Regions from separate parts of the Mus musculus genome. Here region 2 is linked to region 1. A link is a loop called in an ENCODE intact Hi-C map of the cell type or tissue named here. Cell type or tissue: left cerebral cortex. All regions are shown on one strand. Each heading gives the region's core, and the rest is flanking DNA. Links, peaks and the distances in the headings are about the cores only.

What was found. A loop is a pair of places that touch in the nucleus more often than their neighbours do. Peaks named below come from ENCODE experiments on the same cell type or tissue, not always from the same donor. Only the 100,000 strongest peaks of a DNase experiment are listed, where the experiment ranks them.
Region 2: a loop joins it to region 1, with 2.6 times the contacts of the local background. A loop is called at or near these places in 2 of 42 quality-filtered maps.

The regions. Positions count from the first base shown.
Region 1 is chr9:58,621,300-58,629,223 of GRCm38, reverse strand. Nptn (neuroplastin) reads right to left here. Exons shown (of 9, transcript NM_001357751.1): 3 at 5,369-5,537; 4 at 1,296-1,390. Among named protein-coding and RNA genes, the nearest start is that of Nptn, 43 kb to the right of the region's middle. In left cerebral cortex, for the core only: no CTCF peak of the experiment used is centred there; a DNase peak (open chromatin) is centred at 3,174.
Region 2 is chr9:58,538,845-58,541,344 of GRCm38, reverse strand. It overlaps Cd276 (CD276 antigen), which reads left to right. Exons shown (of 8, transcript NM_133983.4): 2 at 405-678. The coding sequence starts at 600. Among named protein-coding and RNA genes, the nearest start is that of Gm51678, 14 kb to the right of the region's middle. In left cerebral cortex, for the core only: a CTCF peak has its summit at 1,299 (motif pointing left); a DNase peak (open chromatin) is centred at 1,284.

The sequences.
Region 1 (7,924 bases), core at 2,154-4,653:
GACGTCTTCCAACACTTTTCATCCTCATGTTAAACAAATTCGGCACTCTCCAAAAGCAGAAAGGAATTAAAAGCAACAAGTCCTGGCCTGTTGTGATCTGCGGTATACCCTGGAACTCCACAACTCAGAATTTATGCCTTTATTACCTCATAAGTCAGGACTGTATCACCATAACAGTTCTTTCCCTTCATACACAGAGAATGCTAAATATGACCAACTCTTCAATCTGCATTTTTAATCTTCCAAATATTTTAAGGAAGAGCTAAGTAACTGCTTGGACCTTTCTTTTCCCCCAAATCTGTCCTTCTAGCACAAGTTTGTCTTTCTATAGTCCTTTCTCAACAAAATAAATAAAAACCTGGTTTCCTAAGCAGTACCTCAAACATCCTCTTAGACATCATAACAATGGAAAAAGTACTATATTGAATAATCAAAACCTGGGCTCTAGCTTAGCCCCGACATAAACTTATTACAGGACACAATGGTTTCACTTTTGGGGGTCTCCACTTCTCCTTGTGAATCACGCATGAAAACTAAGATTAGTGTTATTAGGTAGCTACAATTTGTATAGTTCTATTTGCCTGTGAAACTCTCTGCTATAGCCTCATCTTTAAGATGCCACACACCCACAAGATTTCCTTAAAAACAAATACCTTTATATTAATTAACCTTGCACAATGTACTTTCACAAATATGGCCAGGCTCAACTAAGACCTAAATAGTCATACCTATAAGATTCTGAACTTATACGGGCTGGTGAGATGGCTCAGTGGTTAAGAGCGCCGACTGCTCTTCCAAAGGTCCCGAGTTCAAATCCCAGCAACCACATGGTGGCTCACAACCATCCGTAATGAAATCTGATGCCCTCTTCTGGAGTATCTGAAGACAGCTACAGTGTACTTACATTAAATAAATAAATATTTAAAAAAAAAAAAAAAAAAAAAGAACTTATACAATGTTGGATCATATAAGATGCTACTACTTAAACATTTTGACATGTCAAACAGTAATTTTATATAGTAAGTGTACTATAATTAATGCTCCCACCAGATGTATCATGTAGTGATATTGATGTCCTTATTTTACAAATAAAGGAATGGAAGCATAGAAGGAACTTAAAAAGTTATACAGTTAGTACACAATGGAGTTGGTATTTAGAACTAGGCAGCTAGGTTTCTAATCCTGTCATTTTTAGCTATAAATTACATTGCTTCTCAAAATGGAAATAAGAATTTTTAAAAAACAGTCATTCAGAGTAAAGAAGTATTTCAGAAGAAGCCTTTGATAGGCTGTACCTTTCACTTCAATGGTGGCATTTGCTTTAGGAGCGCTGACAAAATGATATACACAGTGGTATTCGCCTGAATCCTCAGCTCTTGGCTTATTGATCCTGCAGAGATAAGGGAAAAGAAATGAAATGAGTTAACTGGGCAACAGAAGGCAAATCAAACAGGAGACAAGAAGGGACCATATTCTAGCTCTACAAGGTACTTGCAATGTGACAAACTTGTTTCCACCTCAAAATCTCCATAGAATGTTCCTATACTGTTCCTCCCATTACACAGCATACTGAAGCCTTTTTGTCATGTCTGAGTTCACATGTCACATCATCTAAATTTCCTCCTCCCCTATTACTCTCACACTGCAGAATTTGTATCCACGTGTTTATCATATTGACTGATGTCTGTCTCTACAACAGACCATGTTGTATGGCAGTAGACACTGTTTAACTGGTACACATACTACAGTGAAGCAATGAGGAAACGAGTGAGTGAATGAACAAAGGCAGAACAAACAAGTGGGTGTGGACCCAGACCAAGTAAAGAAATTAGTTTAAGAAGAATGTGTGGTCAGGATATTAGTTCCTCTCAAGGCTCACAGCTGATGACAACCCCCACAGCCTCAATACACTTCCTCCTGCACACACACAGACACACACACAGAGACAGACACACAGACAGACAGACAGACAGACATAGAGACAGGCATTGGTAACTGAAGAAAGAAAAAAAAAATCAACTGCCCCAGATTAGAGGATAAATATTAATACAGAGATAGCTTCAAAATATTCTTCTGAACATCATTTAAAAGATCCACATCTCTACTGCAGAAACTAACGTTTAATGAAAACTCCTAATATTAACCACTTACTGGCCCAATGAATTAACCCATTATATTGTTCATTATTAAAAAAAGAAAAGAAAAAAAAGAAACACAAGGTAAGAAACCACAAATAAGAACTGGCTCAGCATTTCTATGTCCTCACAATATTCTAAAAGAAACAGTCAGGCTGTCTTCTCAACATGACACAAATATCCTACCACCTTGAATCTATGCTTTCAAAAGGAAGACACACACAAATCAGCTGTTCTTAAGTAGTTCAGAGTTTAAGGAATGATCAACAGCCATACACTTCAGGGTTTGCCTGACTCTAAGTTCCATAAGAAATACTTAGGGACACGGACGGACACAGACACACAGACACACACACACACACACACACACACACCTCCCAAATTCGAGGACATGCCTATGTGTTTACAATTTTCCAAAACCATTCATTTCCTTGGACTGATTACTGGAAAGGAAATTGAAACAAACAGAAAATGTTTCCTACAGAGTAGGCAGAACAGGCTTCTGAATCTGGTTCAATGGCCAACTGCCTGAGTACCCCAAGAATGTCTAAACTCTAATCCATAGCCTGGAGACCATCAAGTAAACTGGGGGGGGGGGGGGGGGGGGGACAATAGCAAAGACACAGTAGATAAAAGTCAAGCAGACTGGATGCTTGCTTCCTTGAAAAAGGTATTATTTTTTTAAAAAAAGGTATGGGGAGGGGAGGCAGCTGGAGAAATGGCTCAATTGTTAAGAGCACTGACAGCTCTTTCAGAGATCCTAGGTTCAATTCCCAGCACCCACATAGCAGCTCACAATTATCTGAACTCCATTTTCAAAGGATTCAACACCCTCGTACAGGTAAAATACCAATACACATAAAAATTTTTTAAAATTAATTTTAAAAAATTGGAGCTGGAGAGATTTTCCAGAGGTCCTGAATTCAATTCCTAGCAACCACATGGTGGCTCACAACCATCTGTAATGTAATCTGATTCCCTCTTCTGTTGTGCATTTATAAAAGGAATCATGCATATACATTTTTAAAGAATCTATAAAATGAATGGACAGACCAGAAGTAAAAATAAATACCACCCAACAACTCCAACCCATTACCACTTTCCAAACTATGAAAATACTGCTGAGGCTACCTTCTCAATTTAGCATCAGAAGAAACCACAGTAGAGAGAGATTAAGCTGCCACTTTGTGGTAAGGTATAGAAGGGAAGGAAAGCATTACAGAAACAATTCAAAGTAGTTGTGGAATCTAACACTGGTGCTGAAATATACTATAGTATTTGACCTTAAAGGCAGCCAAGACCTACTACTTTCTAAGCTTTAATTTCCTGATCAGGAAAATAAAAAAATAAAAAAAATAAAAAATAAAAACAGGATGAGAACTTACAAACTCATGCAGATCAATTAAATTAGGGGCACAAAAATCTTCATGATGCTGCAGAATGTTTTTGTTGCTAAGTCCAAAGGCTTTCCTGGTCTCCCTTCAGTATAATTTCTTTATATTATATTATTCTGCCAAGCAGGATTAGCTGATCCTTTTTGAGATCACTGTGCAAACTTTTCTAAAAGATGAGCTGCCAAAAGTTTTCAATACTCTAAAAGGCCCCATATCATTGGGGTTCCAGATAACTCAGACCAGCAAATATCCTCCTTTACTCAGAGACTATGTCTAGGCTACCAACCTCACCCCCAGATCACTAAAGACCACTGTATGGACTGGTTCTGATCAGATTATGGTCACTTTAGTCTTAGAAGACATCTACCCATAGGAAAGATCCCTTGTTCCAGTTTCAAAGCTGACTTCAATTTGCTTCTCAAACTACTGAAATAAGTCAAAAGGCTTGTATTCTGTGACTCAGCCATTAACTAATACTGATTCCATGAGCAAATGACTCTTTTGTTTTCAGTTTTTTAATTATAGCAGTTTCAGGACCATCTATGGCTCTCAACAATGACTGCCCACTAGAATCATTGAGAAATCTTTGACAGATTCCTAGCTTTGCCTCAAATATAGCAGACTAGACTATCAAGGAGAGGGCCAAGGCCAAATGTGGTGGTACATGTCTTTGATCCCAGTACTGAGGAGGCAGAAGCAGGAGGGTCTTTGTGAGTTGGAACCCACCCTATATGTAAAGAGTACCAGGACACCAGAACTACAAACTAAATAAAGAGACCCTATCTCTTATCTATCTCCCTCCAACCACACACACATACACACACACACACACACACACACACACACACACACACCCACACACCCCCCCCCACACACACACACACACACACACACACACACACCCCCACACACCCACACACACACACACACACACACAGACACCACCCACACACACCAGGAGAGGGCCAAATGCATCTCAAATCAAAGTACAGAATTTGGGAGAGTTCAGTTCACTGAAATAATGAGATCATACTGAATTTTTAATAGAAACATTCTCAAGTTCATCTTTTCAACATGTACATGTAAATTCCTAATGAGGATAAGATACGAAAGACCTTTAGAAAAAGCATAGAAACCAGCTTAGGAACCAGTTCAAGTTACTGTAACAAAATAATTCATAATGTGTCTGTGTGTGTGTGTCTGTCTCTCTGTCTCCCACCCACCCCACCCTTCTTTCGTTTGTTTTGCTTTTTGAAACACCGTCTTCTACATGATTCTGGCTGTACTGGAACTCATTCTGTAGAACTTACAGAGATCTCCCTGCCTCTGCCTCCCAAGTGCTGGGATTAAAGATATATACCGGGCTGGTGAGATGGCTCAGTGGGTAAGAGCACCCGACTGTTCTTCCAAAGGTCCAGAGTTCAAATCCCAGCAACCACATGGTGGCTCACAACCATCCGTAACGAGATCTGACGCCCTCTTCTGGAGTGTCTGAAGACAGCTACAGTGTACTTACATTTAATAATTAAAAAAAAAAAAAAAAAAAAAAAAGATATATACCATCACACCCAGTATCTCTCTTTTGTTAAAAAAAAAAGTTTATTTAGTATATGCACCACACATGCACGCAGGACAACCTGCCACAGTTGATTCTTCCCTTCCACCATGTGGATTCCTGGTGGCAAGCACCGTTACCTGCTGAGCCATCTCACTAGCTCCACAATGTATCCTTTAATTAACATTTTCATACTCATAATTTCATCATATAAATGTGAATTGCTAATGATGAAGGATTATGTACATACTCTCTCCTTTGTTCCCAAGAGTGTTAGTTCTCACCTGTACTCCATGTTGCTGGCATTCTTACGGGTGGCAGTGAGTTCTACCCCATTCCTTGTCCAGTAGCTGTACATAAGGGTGTGAGAGCTGGAAGTGAGGTTACACTGCAGGGTGACAGGAAGGAGGCTTTCTCGAATAATGACCTCTTCACTGGTGACAATTCTTGGTTCTGTAATTAGAGTACATAATGACAGAGTGCCATAGTTTTCCATTGTTTTGTAGCCCTGGCCTGAGAGTTAAATGGGGTAGGGTGGGGAGACTAGAAGAAGAGGGAAGGCAGACAGGACTACACTGGGACTTTCACTTTACCACTTTGGTGGAAGTTAAAAAAAGGAAAAACAATGATTATAAGCAAATGACCACTAGCGCAGACAACAGCCTGAAGACCAGCTGGCCTAGACGTGAAAGAATGGGAGTATTACATGTGCTTGCACTGGCAACAATCCACTTACATTTTCAATACCACAATTTTATGAAGTAAGAACCACCAGCCAATTCAGCATCTATAAGAAAATGGAACTCTGCCTTGCAGTTCTGAATGCAAAGGCAGTGTGTCATTTATGTAACAGACTCCTTACGGAGCCACTGGACCTTGGAAAAGCAACACATAATACATATACAGTTGTTCCCACAATGGAATCTGCTAAACTATAGCAAACTGACCACAGCCATTTCCTAGAAAAGATACTAGATTTAAAAGTAAACTTCCCATTGGAAGACTCTTGCATTCTTTAAATTTTTGAGAAGTGTAACTTCTTAAAGAACCACTGACTCTTTTCTCCAGCCCATATTTATTCCCATAACAACCTTTTTAGAATTGCACTTTAAAACACATTGCACTGCAAGACAATACAATTATGCTAGAGTGTAGTATGTCTTGGTATATGGGCTCCTAGAAACTTAAAACTACAAGGTTTATTCCTCTTTTATGGGCTAGAAAAGTAAAATGACATGTCCAAGGCCAAAATTACTATCAGTGGCAAAAATAGCCCTATAAAGTACATCTAACTAAGTTTCCTATTTCTGTCCCATAATTCCCAATGCCTCCTAGACCCCAAAACCTTCACCTTAATGCAAGTTAAAGACATGTCTTTCTGGTTCTATTCTGGGCTTGGATATCTTAAGATAACATCTGTCTACAAAAATAACCTACAATTAGTTAAATAGAATACATTAAGCAGAAAATTTATTATTCACATTGAATCTTTTCTGGTAGGCTTATCTTGAAAGAACTTTTTCCACATTATAATCAGGACTATGTTGCTTGAGTTTTATCCTTTCCCAGATTTAGGTTTTTTTCTACTTTGGATCAAATGTTGTCTTTCAGGTGAAGTCTCAACCAATCACCTTTCCCCATCCACATTAAGAGGTATGTGCCTCTTTCCCTCCCCCAACCCCTACTCAGACACCCATGACTGATTTCCCATTTCCCTATATCTGGCTACTTCTAGGATATATTTCCACAGAAGAGTCCCTCATCATTTTATAAAGAATAGTTCTAACTCTTAAGGATAGAACTGTCTCCCTCTTCTGAAACTGCTTCTTTTTATATAGTTCAGAGGAGGGAAGAGAACGGATGGAGAAGTCACAAGGTATTTGGAAAATGTAATGTCTTAATGACTTTCTAACCCATGTAACATTTCCGCTTATAAAGTTAGTGTCTTTATTATCTTATGATAGAACAAATCTTAAAATTCCCTCAATTAACAAACTGATTCTAACTAATTTTCAATTCTGACAACAGGATAATAGTTATCTTCCATTCAGTACTGGTCCTATTTAGTAACACCAAACAAGGTCTCTATATACAAATAATGGAGGCATAGCAGCCACTAAGACAAAAGCAGATGCATGTAAACACGTTAGCGCATTGGTGTCCCATGATTTCAAGACACACTGGACAGAAAGAAGCCAAATCCCTGAGCTTTAAGAAGTCGAGCAGAACAGCTGCAAACCCTGCAATGGAAGGCGCACATACACCATCAGCAGAAAGCATCACAATTCCAAGAAAAATTAAAACCAAGCAAAAACAGAAGAGAAAAAGATAGAACCAGTACTCCACAGAAGAGAAATTAAAAATATATCAAAAGCAACATTAAACCCAAACACACTTTAAGGTTTTCACTGAATTTTTATTTTCCAATTTCATATTCAATCCCACTCGGGAATCTCCTGGTTCTTCCTCTCAGATTGCACTGAGAAAGGGTGAACTCTGAGAATGAGGCCAAGAGTTTCCAGATGTTTATATACAAGGAAGCAAAGAAAATGCTACTCTTACCTGTAACGGTGCAAATGATCATTGCAGCTCAGGGAGATTAAGAAGGTGATGAGAGCAATCTGGTAGACTTTCTGCTAAGAAATCTTAGAAGGCAAAAGAAAGTACTTTTTCCCTTAAATGTTAAGGATCCAGGAAAGAGTCAGCTGGGAGCACGTTGATTCTGTGCCATAGGAGGACTCTAGTGCAGGGTAACCTGATTTCTGTCATTACTGTATGTGAAACTAGCACTATGCTGAGCTCTGGCTACAGTACTACATTTGTGTTCTACACCAGGATGA
Region 2 (2,500 bases), core at 1-2,500, 86 kb after region 1:
AGCAGATGTCTCTCCCAGACTCCACATCCTTACATTTCTGCTACTCCTAGCTAGGGCTCTGTCCTGGGGTTTCTGCACACATGCTCCTAACCTAACATGCCTTGGACAAAAGGCTCCACATTTCCTGCCCCAATAACCAGGTCTCAGAACCAAGTGTCTTGACAGTTGCCTTCCCGTGTCCTATGCTCTCAGATACTGTCACTGTGATCTCTTCCTGCCTTATCACTCGGCTGGCCCCTTTCATCTACCCTGCACATGCTATCGAAGTAGCCCTGACAATGTGGTTTCTTTATTCCAGAACCCTCAGTGGCTCCTGGCTACCTTTAGTAGTTGAGTAGACGTTTCAAGTTGAACCCTAAGTCTGTCTAAAGTCTACCCCTTTACTGTCCCATTTCTCCCATCAGCCAAAGTGACCTGGTACAGCCTGGACCCCAAGCTCATCGGCTTTGTCTGGCTGGCCGCCTGGCCTCTTCCCACTTGGATTTGGATGATCCTGAGGCCTTTGGAGGAACTTCGAGACAAAGGCCCCTCTTCCTCTTCCACGGGCAGGAGCAGCCATTCGCCACGGAGAGCCCAGCTGTCAGCTGTCTCACAGGAAGATGCTTCGAGGATGGGGTGGCCCCAGTGTGGGTGTGTGTGTGCGCACAGCACTGGGGGTGCTGTGCCTCTGCCTCACAGGTGAGGGGAAGGGTCATGATCATGATGGTATGTGGGGATGTCCACTCCTCCCTGGGCTCCAGCCAGGCTGTCTCTGTCTTGAAGAAGCATATTGATTTCCATCTCTGGGCTCCACAGGCCACCAACCTCCTTTACCTTAGCCTCTGCTTCTTCATCTGTAAAATGGGACAGTATGCTATGATAATGCAAGTTCCTGAACACACTGTGTGAACTCTGCTCAGGACCATTGCCGAAAACTTTCTGTCCTCAGACACAGGCATGACTCCATTCTTTATTTTGTTGCAAACCTTTGCTCAGATGACAGGTCATCAGCATGCTTTCTTGACTACTTTGTATAAAACAACATAGCACTCTTCCTCCCTCCCTAAATCATCCCTGCCCCGAGCGCTTTATTACATTCTTCCTATAATTTACCTCCACTGGACATATGGTTCCTTTGCTTATTGCCTGTTGTCACCTCGCTCATAAGGCAAGGTCTAACCTCAGGGACTGAATGGATGATTGCTATGTTCACAGTGCTCTGTCCCCATGCTGAATAAATTCCCACCTAGTGCTTGGCTAAGTAAATGCCCTGTTTAGGTAGTCATCCACCTTATGGAGAAAACAAAGCCAAGTGTCTGGCGCCATCTAGTGGTCATCAGAGACAACACCATCTCTATCCGTGGGTGTTCAGACTTCTTTTTGTGTGAGTGTGTTTGCTTGGTTGAGACAGGGTCTCACTATGTGTACCTGGCTGTCCTTGAACTCATTATCTAGACAGGCAGGCCTCAAACTCACACAGAGATCTACCTGTCTCTGCCTCCCAAGTGTTGGGATAAAAGGTGTGTGTCACCACACTTGGCCTGGTTCTAACTTCTTTAGAAAGAATTTTGGGTGACTAAGCTCCATGTCCTAGATGTCCCCTACAAGGGGACACGTAGATCTAGTTGGCAAAGATGAAAACTGGCCTGAGTTTTCATGGAATCACTGAAAGATATCAAGGGCCAGCTTCAACCTCTAGACATCACATACTAAGAAAGAGTGTGTGTAGAATTCATAGTAAAAGACTAATCACAAAACAAATACAAATTTTCTAAGCCTTATATGGGTGCTGTATTCAGCTGGCTTCATTTGAAGCTTGTTTGTGCTGGAAAGTTTATAGGATAGAAGGCACGGGGGCCAATAGCGGAGCCTGTTTCTTTCTCTCTCTCTCTCTCCCTTCCTTTCTCCCTCCCTCCCTCCCTCCCTCCCTCCCTCCCTCCCTCCCTCCCTCCCTCCCCCCTCTCTTTCTTTCTTTCTTTCTTTCTTTCTTTCTTTCTTTCTTTCTTTCTTTCTTTCTTTCTTTCTTTCTTTCTTTTTTTTTTGTTTTTTGTTTTTTTGAGTCAGGGTTTCTCTGTATAACCCTGGCTGTCCTGAAACTCACTCTGTAGACCAGGCTGGCCTCGAACTCAGAAATCCACCTGCCTCTGTCTCCCAAGTGCTGGGATTAAAGGCGTGCGCCACCACTGCCCGGCACCATTTTCTTATAACTTATAAAAGAAAGCATTTCCTTTGGGGGCTTGCTTAACAATGTCAGAGGGTGAGTCCATGACCCTCTCCATTATGGTGGAGAATATGACAGCAGGCAGGCCCGCATAGCACTGGAGCAGTAGCTGAGAGATTCCATCCGATCCACAAGCACAAAGCAGAGAGGAGAGCACAGGCTTTTGAAACCTCAAAGCCCATGCTAGTTACAGATCTCCTCTAACAAGGCCACACCTCCTAATCCTTCCCAAACAGTTCCAACAGCATTCAAACATATGCACGCGAAGGGGGGGGGGGCACATTCTCATTTAAATCACCA